Regions from separate parts of the Homo sapiens genome. Here regions 1, 3 and 4 are each linked to region 2. Evidence: chromatin contacts called from ENCODE Hi-C data. All regions are on one chromosome and are shown on one strand. Each heading gives the region's core, a stretch centred on a gene start or an enhancer-like site at or near the end of the contact. The rest is flanking DNA. Distances are from core to core; before and after follow the strand shown. Region 1 holds the start of CDC73 (cell division cycle 73). Region 2 holds the start of ASPM (assembly factor for spindle microtubules). Region 3 holds the start of DDX59-AS1 (DDX59 antisense RNA 1). Region 4 holds the start of ZNF281 (zinc finger protein 281).

Region 1 (2,773 bases), core at 114-2,613, 4.0 Mb before region 2:
GGTACTGAGTGCTCTGACACAGGTATGAATAGAGAATGTGGGGATAGGTAATTGTAGCCATTTCTTTATAATGTGTGTGCTTGGGGTGAGATTCAGGAGAATACTACGGGGTGAAAACATTGGTGGAACAGAAAAAAATTTCACAAACTAACAGTTGCAGAATGGCTACAGATCATATCGGAAATGAACCACACACTTCTGTATCTGTAGTCCTCTGCGTTGTGAAAAGATTGACTTTTTTCAAAACAGGTCAAGGAATTTGGTTATGTCAAACACAAAGTTGCCTCTTTTTTCCTTCTGACATGGTAAAAGAAAAAAAACAATCCCATAGGATGTGTTTGGTTGGCCATAGTATATTGAACTTATCTTAACCGTCTCAAAACGCATGTCAAGGACACCACTGAGACTTCTGAGTACCATTTAAAAAATTGGGTAGTCTGGAAGTGTTCTAAATTGGACCGTTTGGGGTTTCTGTTAGGGCAACTTTCCCATTTACATCTTGGAACACAGCCTTTTGAATATAGCCCTTCGGGATTGGCGGGGAGAAGGGACCGCGATGGAAAAAGTCATCATCCAAAGAATGAAGAGGGAGGATCCAACATTTAGGATATTTTATTGACTTGCTAGGCGCGTTTACCTTATCTTCGTATTAACCCCATTTTCTTCATTAACCAATTGATGCTGTGAGAAGCTATGTAACTTGACGAGCAGTGCCCAGAACTGTTTTTTTTTTTTTCTGGACTCGGTCTTTTCCACTCAAAACCAACAAAAAACCAAAACTCGTTCTTTTCCACATCAAAAGCAAACAAAAAACCCCAACCCCAACCCCAAGAGCCCCACTCTTTCAAAAGGGCTTCTCCGGATCACTAAGTCCTAGAGGTCTTTGGCTAGGCCTGGGTCCGATCTAAATAGGAAGGTAATTCTAGTGTTCCGCAAATCCTTGCCGAATTCCATCCCGGCCAAAGCAGGGACCCGGGGGAGCCTCTGGTCGCACCCGAGACAGTTCGTTAAATACTCAGTGCACGTGCTGGGGATGGAAGTGCTGACCCACTGCTCAGGTACGCGCGCACCTGACGCCGCTTGGTGCGCGCCGCGGGGTACTGGGTACGTGCTCCGCGCGCGCGCGCCCGGCAAAGTTCCCCGTACGTGCGCCGTACGTGGGCGCGGTGCCCCAGCGCTCAGCGTTTCAGCGAGTGAGTGGGCTCCGTGCCCAGCTGAAGTCTGGGAGGGGCACTTTTCCAGGCGGTCGCGGCTCCCCCTGGCGGCGGATGTGCCTCGCTGGAGGGGCGCAGTCAGGCGTTCTCCGCGGGCAGCCGGCGGCGGGGCCTTGCCTTACAGCGCGGGGTCCTCGGCGGCCTGGGTGGCTACTGCCCCTGCTGCTGTCGTAGGCGAGGACGGCTGTTAGTGCTGCTGCTGTTGGTTCGTCGCGGCGGCGAAGGAGGAGGAGGAAGAGGGCGAGGCGACAAGAGAAGAAGGAGGCAGGCGCGGCGGCAGCGGCGGCGCCCCGAGCCGGCGGAGGCGAGGGGGGGGAAGATGGCGGACGTGCTTAGCGTCCTGCGACAGTACAACATCCAGAAGAAGGAGATTGTGGTGAAGGGAGACGAAGTGATCTTCGGGGAGTTCTCCTGGCCCAAGAATGTGAAGACCAACTATGTTGTTTGGGGGTAAGTCCGGCATGGCTGTGGCCCAGGGGTGGCAGGGCAGAGTTGGGCGCCCCCAGGCGACCTCTTTCTTAACCCCTCCCCCCGTTTCCCCTGGGGATGGGATAAAACGGGTGTTCGGGGAAAAGAAAGTTTCTCTCTAGAGCAGAAGTTGCACTTTTAGGGTAAGGAAAGAAGGGGCGGAGCTCTAGAGCAGTTCATCACTTAAAATTTTTGAGAAGCCCAAAGGAAAGGTACCGTGGGAGTTTCTGACTTTTACAGTTAATTTTTATCAGTAGGTATGTGTACCAGCGAAGTGTGGGACTGGTGCGCAAGGGATACCTGAACATAGGTGCACAAAGGAGCACACCGTCTGGTGCCGTAGACGCCTCTTTTTGTTCTTTATTTTTTTTTTCTCTTTTCCAGGCTGCTATGTAACTATCTCCGCTGGTCTTTGCAACTCCTGGTTTATTTCATCTCCTTTCATTGTTGGGGTGGGGGTGATTCCTGTAGAAGAGAAAAGGGAATCAACCCTGAAGTTAGGACCGGAAAGAAATTTGGTGAATTTGGAAGAGTCATAAAAGTCTGTGTTAGAGAGGTCTTCAGGAGTTGGTGAAATGAGTGAGCTTTACAGATCTAAGAAATAGATGGTGCGTGTGATTTTTCGGAAGTGTATTTTAAAGGGAAATGTTTGGGAATGTTGGTCCATGTGAAGTTTTATCAGTTTAAGTCATTCAGGAAAACTTCTAGAGACGGCTCTAACAGTCATTAGGGGCCTTTTTAATGATGTCACTGTCATTGGTGCATCGCTTCTAGAATTAGAACCTTGAGCTACAACTTCCCTACTCATTTTGTTTCTTTGAATGGAAGCTTTATGAAGAGTCGATGAAAAACTAGGGAAATTTAGTTTGTTGGTTGGTATTTATTTATTTATTTTTGAGAGGGAGTCTTGCTCTGTCGCCCAGGCTGGAGTGCAGTGGCGCGATCTTGGCTCACTGCAATCTTTGCCTCCTGGGTTCAAGTGATTCTCTTGCCTCAGCCTCCTGAGTAGCTGAGGTTGCAGGCCCCCGCCACCATGGCCGGCTAATTTATGTAGTTTAGTAGAGATGTGGTTTCACCGTGTTGGTCAGGCT
Region 2 (3,007 bases), core at 486-2,985:
TATTCTAAAAATACCACAAAATTTAGTTCCACATTATAACAAAAAAGAGTAAGTTGAAGTATTATGTGGATAGAAAAGAAATCTGTCTTTCCAAAGAAAGGAAAGCAGGCAGTGATTCATGAAACAGAGGGGCGGGGTGGGTAGGTTCTGAAGTGTAGATAGATGAACCATTGGTGACACACAAGTTAAGGGACCTCAGATTAGAATCTCTTTTTTCTGCCTAATGAAGTGGTTATTAGCCTACTAGTTCAGACCTCCTCGGCTAACGGTTTTCATACTTTTGGTGATTCTACTCAATGGAAAGGTCACAGCAGTCAAAATAAAAACATAAATTCTCCAGTCTTTGGTGAAGGGGATTGGAGCATTACTCTTGCAAATGCAATGCAGTAAAAGAAAGCTACAGGAGTTCTTGAAACAACATTTATAAAATTAAATTTGATGCAGCATTAAAATTACACTTAACAGCAAAGAAAAAAAGGACTAAAATACTAAAGTGTGCATACATACTACACGTATATATTGAAAACAACTCTGAATAGGTTTTTTTGGTTTTTATTGTAGGCATTTAGCCAGAACAAAGCTCACTATTTCACCGGAAAAAAAAACCAGTTACCTCGACTCTAAGGGTACATATGGAAACTAAAATGCATATTAAGATGGCTGATAGAAATTTTAAAAAAAGCTGCTTTAACCAACCAAGGTACTCCTGTCAATCTTAAAAAAGTGTTAAAAAAGTGCATTGTCTATTAATTTAGAACGGCAAGGCTATTTCACAACGCCTTAAGTCTAGTAAAAGTGCTTGTCAATTTAACAGAGAAGTCTATATAACTTGCTCCTAAAGATGCTAAGTGCGCGCGCGTTTATGTGTTGTCCCCGCCCAAGTTAGCGTCTATCCTAGCCTTCAATTAGAGAATATATATATATATATATATATAATATTGACACATATATATATACTCACACACATGTGTATGCGTCAAGGGCCCACCCACAGTTATTGAAAAGGAACTGACTTCACTCTCTAAGGGTCTTTTCTGATTTCTTTTCCAAGAGCCACCCACAGTTATTGAGTGAAAGGGAACTGACTTTATTCTCTAAGGGTCTTTTCTGATTTCTTCTCCAATCGTCAACCTTCCTGAGGAGGGTGGCAGGAAAGATAGCGGAGAAGCAGAACACCGGCCTGGAGCACGCTCCTCCTGAGACCTACCTGCAACACGAAACAGCGCTGCGACACACTGAAGCCCAGGTCCGCGGCCGGGAAGTGGGAGATCTTCACTTCTGCCACCTCCTCGTTAGGGTTGTCTAGGGCCAGAGACAGCGTCCGTGAGGCTCCCAGGAGAACGTCCCCGAAGCAAAGGAAAGGAGACCTGCAGAAGTGGCTGAGAGACAGGACCGGCGGGGAAGACGCCTCCTCCTCGGCCGCGGGGCCCCGCAGCCCCGCGGGCGGCCTCCGCTCGGTCGGGCTCACTTCCCAGCAGCCTCGCCCCACTCGCCGGTTCGCCATGGCAGATTCGAGACCCCTCCTGGATCTCCTTGCCCCGCTCCCACGAGGCGGCTCCGGAGCGGGGATCCGGGACTTACGCTGACCGCTTCCCCTCAGGGGCGGCTGTAGAGGTCGTGGGAGTGAATTCGGCCCTTTTTCTTTTCCACTAACCTACTCCCTAGAAAACAGAAAACAAGCCCAATAAACTCGCAAATTAAAAAGAGGAGCCAAACAAGTATGGCGTTTTGACTCTGTTTAAACTTGCCGCCTCCACCAATGAGGACCTCCGGGCACCGCCCTCCTCGTCACGGGACCAATCGGTGAGCAGCATCCCCTGGCCAATGAGACGGCGGCGCTTCATTTGAATGATTGCATCCGGCCGCCAATCGCTATCTGCGGAGGAGGTGAGAACGGTAGCGGAATCCTGGCCACCGTCTAAAACCCGGGGCTTAGAATTGAAATTCGTCTTTATATTTTTGGTTGTGCTGAAGGGAAGGGAGTCACAGCATTTCCACAATACATGTAGTAATCATTGCGGTTTCCAGGAACAATCATAGATAAAACTGTTACGTAGGCAAAAATTGGTTTATGCCACTCCTCTCATATGCATACCCCGCCCAGAATTATATTAACTTTACTGTCGCGGTTTCCAGGGCTGAATGGTAGAGATGTAAAGATAATTAGTTTGTATGAACATGCTTATTTTAGTGACAACATAGCAGGGACTCAGTACATTTACATGCTGTTAATTACCTCGGGACGCTGGGAGCAAAACCAGGTAAACAAATGAAACCTGAGATTACCAGTAATTCATAAATGATTGTTTTGACTGGCAATGCCCTTCACAAATATCTTATTAGTTTTTATTTCAATTGTAGGGATCTAATAATAATTATAGCTTACATATTAGGGATTTTTTAAATTATTTATTTATTTTGAGATGGAGTCTCGCTCTGTCTCCCAGGCTGGAGTGCAGTGACGTGATCTTGGTTCACTGCAACCTCCGCCTCCCGGGTTCAAGCGATTCTCCTGCCTCAGCCTCCCAAGTAGCTGGAATTAGAGGCGCGCCTCACCACGACTGGCTAATTTTTGTATTTTTGGTAGAGAGGGGAGTTCGCCATGTTGGCCAGGCTGGTCTGGAACTCCTGGCCTCAAGTGATCCGCCTGCCTCCGCCTCGGCCTCCCAAAGTGCTGGGATTACAGGCCTGAGCGGCGCCCGACCCTAGGCTAGGGATTTTTTAAAAATCCTTTACCTATTTATCTCAACCTTTGCCTTAAACCTACGAGGTATCTCTTAGGGCGTAGGTACCATTATTTGTATCTTACAGATGAGGAATACAGGTCATACAGCTAAGTAGGAAGTGGCATAACCCAGATAGGTACACATGCCTGTAATCCCAGCAGTTTGGCCCTAGTCTTGCTCTTACCCACTACACTATATTGCCTCTAAAGGCAGTAGAAAACTTAAAAAATAAAAATAATGTCTGGATGTATGTATGGTTACACAAAACATGTAAAAAGAGA
Region 3 (2,866 bases), core at 1-2,500, 3.5 Mb after region 2:
CAGATCGCGCCACTGCACTCCAGCCTGGGCAACAGAGCAAGACTCCGTCTCAAAAAAAAAAAAAAAGAAAAGAAATTAAGTGGTTTGTCCAAGCTCACACAATTCTTAAGTGTTACAACCCTGGCACTGTGGATCCAGAGCACAAGCTCTCAACCATACGAGGACTAAGCTCTAATTTTTTATCTTACCCAAATTCCTTTCTAAGGGGTCTGGAGAGTCATGCCCTACAAACCATAAATTCTCATCAGATGGGTTTTATTTAACCCTGTATATCGTGACTTACTTTCCAATCTGACTCTGGCCTAACAAGGAAGAAAATAAAAATGTTTTACCCCAAAATATATTTCCTTGTCGTACCTTAAAACTCCCCTGCAAAGTCTCTTGCAGGAAAAATCTGCATTTGGTGAGAATTCCCATCTCCCCTTGTTTTCCCTCCTTCCTTCCCAGATCCAGGAGATAATCAACTAAGAGCCAGGCACCCTTTTAAGTCCAATATAAAACAATTTACAACCTGCTCTCTCTAAAGTCTATCTAAGAGCTTCCTCTGCACAATAAAACTTGGTCTCCACAATCCTTTATCTCTAGCCTGAACATTCCTTTTTATGGATCCCAGGTCTTTAGATAACCTCAACCAGATAACGTTTACATTTACCGATTGAGTTGCCCCGCCTTTCTAAACTAAACCAATGTATTTCTTAAATGTATTTGATGTCTCACGCCTTCCTAAAATAGATAAAACCAAGCTGTACCCCAATTTCCTTGGGCACATGTTCTCAGGACCTCCTGAGGACTGTCACTGGCCATGGTCACTTGAATCTGGCTCAAAATAAATCTCTTCAAATATTTTTCAGAGTTTGATTCTTTTCATCAACCCATATCTATACCTTTTTACACCAAAAACATGTCTTTGCAAAATTACAGTTATTGGGAATAAGGCTTTTAACCTAATCTGGGGACTATCAAATATACTAATAAATATTTTTCTTAAAAAAATTCTTTGTTTAAACTGCCAGATTCCAACTTCCAGAAAAATTCCAACAGAAATGCAACCGAGGGTCTAGAATTACTATCCTAAATCTCCGAAAATGTACAGGGGGTGGCGGGCGGGGCAGGGACGGCTCTAGGTGAGCAGGAAAAAGCTTGGAACTCAGTCTTCCAATGGCGAAAGGGAACGTGCTCCTGCTGGGCGGGACGGCGGACGGCTGGCGGCGGCGCGGCCTCCAATTCTCGCCAACGCGCCCCGCACCCCCGTGCACTGGCGGGCCCTCCCCTCGGGCGTTGCCTCCCACCCACGCCCGGCGGCACCGCACCCCGAGGCGCTTCACGTCACGGAGCTGCTAGGAGACGGGCGGGGCTCCGGTTCCGGGTAGAGGCCTGGGACACGGGGAACTGTAAGGATGGGAGGAAGGCCGCGCAGGGGCACCAGTTCTGCCGCCGCGGCCTAGCGCCCCAGGTCCCGGAGAAGGGGCACCAGGGCGGCCAGGGGCCCAAGCTTCCGGGGCACGCTCACCCGCGCAGGACTGAGGCCGCGTCCGCTCCCGCTCCCGCTCGGGCCGTCTCCCCCTTCCAGGCTCCAGGCCAGGCTTCCGCCCGACAAGCCCTGACCCGCTCGTCAGGACTGCGGCCCGGGGTTGGTGGTGCGGAGCGGAGCGGAGCGGAGCGTAGAGTAGAATCCACTTCCCCGGGTTTTGGGAGGGGGCCGCAGCCCGCTTTCCGGGCGGCGGGGAGGCGGGGCCACCGCGGGGGCGGAGCTCGGCTGGGAGCCGGCAGTGGCTTGGGAGGGAGGGAGGGAGAAGGAGAGGGGCGGGAAGGCTCCTCGCGTTTTCCACGCCCCCGCCCAGCTCTGGGCTGGTGGTAAATCTCGGAACTGGTCCGGGCTGGGCGAGTTCTGGACGGAGGGGCACGTTTGGGAATCCTCTTGGAAGAATTTACGTAATCGAATGGGCTGGGACTGGTGGAAAAGAGTTGGACCGTCCGGAAAGAAGCAGGAGGGCGGCGCGGGGGCCTGGCACCCTTAGAAAGTGGGAAGTGTGAGTGTAAAAGGGAGGGGCACTTCTGCCCGTTGGGCCCAAAAACCCTTTTCTGGCTTTAGCTAGTAGAGCCACTCAAAATTTAAACGGAGTCAGCTTGATGTGGCATATATGATAAGCTGGATAATATTTCCTGCACCACCGCACCCCTCCCCCCACCCCAACACCAACAAGAAAATAACACAAGTCACGGTTCTTGTTCCTTGTGGGCTGACATTTCCCTGTTTTGCCAACCTCTGGAGCCACGTGTCCCAAGCAGCTTGTAGTTGAGAAGTGATGGGGGAGAGGAGACAGCACGGGAGAGGAAGGAGGGAAGCCAGCTTATATTCAGGTGCCTTAAGTATTTAAAAATATTTTCAGTGTAATAGTCGATGCATTCAAAAGAGCATATTTACCAAATATGTAAAATTTAAAGTATGCTAATGAAACTATCACTCCACCACGTTATCAGTATTTAGCATGTATCTATGCATCTCCAGGATTCTACTCCTGGCCTCTTAGCTCACCACCACTATCTTCAGTTTTGTCCCTCTTTGCCATTTTTAGTGGTTTTATCATATTTGGATGCATTCCTGTGTATTGGTGTATTTTTCTTCTTTTTGAGCTTTATAAAAATACATATAGCCTGGAATTCGCTTTTTATCACTCAACATTTGTTTTTTTGGTTCATCCAAGTTGTTACGTGTAGTAACAGAACATTTATTTCTTACTGCCTAGTCAAAAGGAAGTTTTCTCCTGTCAGGAATGTATTCAATACTGTAGCGGATAGGATTATAAATGCACTTTAAGTATTTTCTTTATTGATGGGAACCACACAGACTAAATGTATCAGACTT
Region 4 (3,002 bases), core at 155-2,654, 3.3 Mb after region 2:
ATCAGTCCTTGAAAAATACTGTTGGCAAGTGTCACACTTATATGGCTTTTCTCCACTATGTGTCCTCTTGTGTCTCTCCATATGGTACTTCTGAATAAACTTCATGCTGCACTGATCACATCCAAATGGCTTCTCTCTACTATGAATTTTCTCATGTCTCTGTAGTAGGTATTTCTGAATGAAACCCATACTACACTGGCTGCACTGGAAAGGTCTTTCTCCTGTATGAATGAGGACATGTCTCCGCAGGTGATAGGAGCTTCGGAAAGCAGCACTACAGTGATCACAGATATGAGGTTTCTGACTTGGGGAGAGGATGGCACCTTCTCCATCTCCAACCAAAGAAGGTTTGGAAGATGCACTTGGCTTCCTCTTGGCTTTGATTCCCTGAGATTCTGGCTTTGGCCTTTTTGCCTTTTTGACATTAGTGTCCTGCTTTGGCTCCTCAGTGCCATGGTGGTCATCAGTCCTGCTACTGCTGCTGAGTAATACGTCACGGTGGTGCTGGGCTGGTTGCTGCTGGACATGCTGGTGGAGAATACTGAGGTCCTGGATGACGCCGTGACTCCCCCCTTCACCGCCTCCTAGGCCTGGAGACCTCTCTTCAGCTCCAGCGAACAGCCCCCCATAGTGGTGGTGGTGATGGTGGTGGTGGGACTGCTGCTCCTCAGGATCCGCGGGTTTCTCCTGTTTGATGCTAACCAAAGACTGCAAGAACCCCCAGGAGGTCCTCTGCGAGGGGAAGGCCGCGGCTGACGCCGCCGGCTCCTTCTTGAAAGTCATGTCCGGGGCTGGCGGAGGGGGGGGCTCAGCGGCCGGGGCTGCGGAGGTAGAGGAGGATAACACGCATTGCGGGGGAGGGGCGGCCGACCCCGCCGGCCGGGTGAAGCTGGTGACCGGGGGAAGACGGTGGTTGAACATAACCATACCCTGGGGAAAGGTGGGTTCCATCTCTGCCCTCCTGCCGCTGCTGCCGCCGCCGCCGCCGCCGCCACTACCACCGCCGCCGGAGCCGCTACCACCGCTACTGCCGGTACCTCCGCCGCCACTCAGGAACCCACTGCCGATTTTCATACCCCGGAGGAGGCCTGGCTGAAGAAAGGAGGAGGAAGAGGGAAGAGGGAGGAAAGGAGGTGGAACCGGGCCCCGGGCCGGGACCACCGCAGCGCTAAGGACCCCGCCGCGCCGCCGCCCAGACCGCAACGCGCCCAGCACTAATTCCCAGCCCAGTCGCCTCCGGCACCGGCACGCATGGTCCTGCGACTCTTCCCCAGGCCTCGCCCTCTCCCTCCTGGACCCACCGGCAATACTTACGGGTCCCGCCGCCGCCGCAGCCGCCGTCGCCTCCAGTTAATAAAAATAACGCCGTCCTCTCCACAATGGAATTAAAAGCCTCCCGTGTACTGCGCAGCCGCGGCGCAGTGTCTGCTGGGAACTCCTCGACCCGGCCAGAGGGGAGGGCTAAGGAGCCAGGGCGCCTGCGCCGCAGCTTCCGCCCGGCCTGCCTGTCAATCACTGGGGCCGTTGGGCGGAGGCGGGGGAGCAAGGGCAGGGGAGGCGGGGATTTGGAGCCCTGCTAAAAAGGGGCTTTCGAGGCGAACAGGCGTGATTGGTGGGCTGCACTGAAGGAGATGAAAGTGGTTGAGGGTTTCTGGGGGAAAGACGCTCAGGAGGTGGAACCCAAGGGGCGGGAAGTTACGGGGGACTGTACTACAGCGTGGCGTGGGAGATGCAGAGAAAGGGGCTGGAAGAGAAGGTGAGGGAAACTGAGGATTCAATGTTAGGGCTTTCTTCACTCTAGGTTTTGCAATCCAGGTCTTGAAATAAAATTCAAACCTAGAAGTGGATCATTGAGGGCACTTTTGATTCTATCAAGAAGCATTCAACTCCAAATGCTCAACATTTATTAAAACAGGTGCTTATGTTATCCCTTTGAATTTGGAAGCACTAATAATGGGCGCATATCCTTTGCATTTATGGGAGGAGCCTGCTTTGAAACCGCAATTAGTGGTACCGTTGCAACAAAAAAAAAAAAAAGAAAAAGAAAAAAACTTGTCTTACTGCCAACCTTCCTGAAGGCTACTGGAAGAGGAAACCGAGCGTAATCCAGGTGCAGCAGTCCTGTAAAACACGCCCACACACATACTTCATTATCATTACATCTTATTTAAATGCCCCCGTACCTTAGCCTGGCTAATCAGTCTGTTTGCCACGTTATGAATGCCTGGCCCTTTATATTGTTTATGAAAAATTAACCACCAGGCCATTCTAAGAGCTCTGCTAGGATCAACTCTTTCCTCGCCAGTACAGAATACCGAGAAACTCATTGCAAATTTAGAAATTTTTCTTGTAAGGGAAAATTATGAAGTAAAATCTTAAAATCAAAGTTATATCAACAAAATCAAACAACAAATATTTATTCAGTGTCTAATGTACACAAGGCACTCGATTTCATGTTAAGCATGCAGAAATCTAAACCAGACACTTTCCTAGCAAAGGATATTTATAAATGAGAAATTTTAAATAAAAGAACTAGAACTATGACAACAGCTTATTTACATAGTATGTTTTCTTAATGAAGTTACATGTACATCACAATGTTTCTAGCTAAATAACTTCTCATAATTAAATAATAAATTCTCTGGGAAATTTCACAATCGAAACCATAGGGATTATTTACTAATACTTATGGACCTCTCTCAGCCTGCCCTAAAAATTTTACAGACAATATTTAATGAGAATTTTGAGATAAGAAGAAATTGCTTTTTTTCTAATCCCATGAAACAACATGTAAGTATTCCACCACTTAAACTGACACTTTAATACTGTCAAGTATAGTTGTGATATTGTGAAATATATATTTGGACTTTGAACCGTTTTGTGGCATACAACTGCTAAAAATCCTTGGAATCTGCAAAGTAATAAATGTCTTTTTGTATGCTAATGAAGCGACTGATGATGGCTGGCAACCCCTAGGTAGCTTCAGGATGGGGGCTGGTCAC

The links. A loop is a pair of places that touch in the nucleus more often than their neighbours do. Pooled maps may share reads with other maps.
Region 1: a loop to region 2 is called in a map of CD8-positive, alpha-beta T cell, with 9 times the contacts of the local background. The contact joins the promoter of CDC73 here to the promoter of ASPM in region 2. A Hi-C loop is called at or near these places in 2 of 168 maps with a recorded cell type or tissue (CD8-positive, alpha-beta T cell and naive thymus-derived CD4-positive, alpha-beta T cell) and 7 of 50 pooled maps.
Region 3: a loop to region 2 is called in a pooled map, with 16 times the contacts of the local background. The contact joins the promoter of DDX59-AS1 here to the promoter of ASPM in region 2. A Hi-C loop is called at or near these places in 5 of 50 pooled maps.
Region 4: a loop to region 2 is called in a map of CD4-positive, alpha-beta T cell, with 4 times the contacts of the local background. The contact joins the promoter of ZNF281 here to the promoter of ASPM in region 2. A Hi-C loop is called at or near these places in 3 of 168 maps with a recorded cell type or tissue (CD4-positive, alpha-beta T cell, CD4-positive, alpha-beta memory T cell and naive thymus-derived CD4-positive, alpha-beta T cell) and 7 of 50 pooled maps.

The regions. Positions count from the first base shown.
Region 1 is chr1:193,120,668-193,123,440 of GRCh38, forward strand. CDC73 (cell division cycle 73) reads left to right here and starts at 1,364. Exons shown (of 17, transcript NM_024529.5): 1 at 1,364-1,664. The coding sequence starts at 1,534. RefSeq lists enhancers at 861-1,507, 1,412-1,481, 1,508-2,152, 1,752-1,801 and a silencer at 1,172-1,251.
Region 2 is chr1:197,144,934-197,147,940 of GRCh38, forward strand. ASPM (assembly factor for spindle microtubules) reads right to left here and starts at 1,736. Exons shown (of 28, transcript NM_018136.5): 1 at 1,208-1,736. The coding sequence starts at 1,504. RefSeq lists a silencer at 1,241-1,420.
Region 3 is chr1:200,668,257-200,671,122 of GRCh38, forward strand. It overlaps DDX59-AS1 (DDX59 antisense RNA 1), which reads left to right and starts at 1,251. Exons shown (of 3, transcript NR_110787.1): 1 at 1,251-1,366. DDX59 (DEAD-box helicase 59) reads right to left here and starts at 1,651. Exons shown (of 8, transcript NM_001031725.6): 1 at 1,511-1,651. RefSeq lists a silencer at 1,065-1,804.
Region 4 is chr1:200,408,632-200,411,633 of GRCh38, forward strand. ZNF281 (zinc finger protein 281) reads right to left here and starts at 1,405. Exons shown (of 2, transcript NM_001281293.2): 1 at 1,315-1,405; 2 at 1-1,092. The coding sequence starts at 1,074. RefSeq lists enhancers at 654-1,231, 1,232-1,809, 1,810-2,387, 1,934-1,983, 2,659-3,002 and a silencer at 1,414-1,593.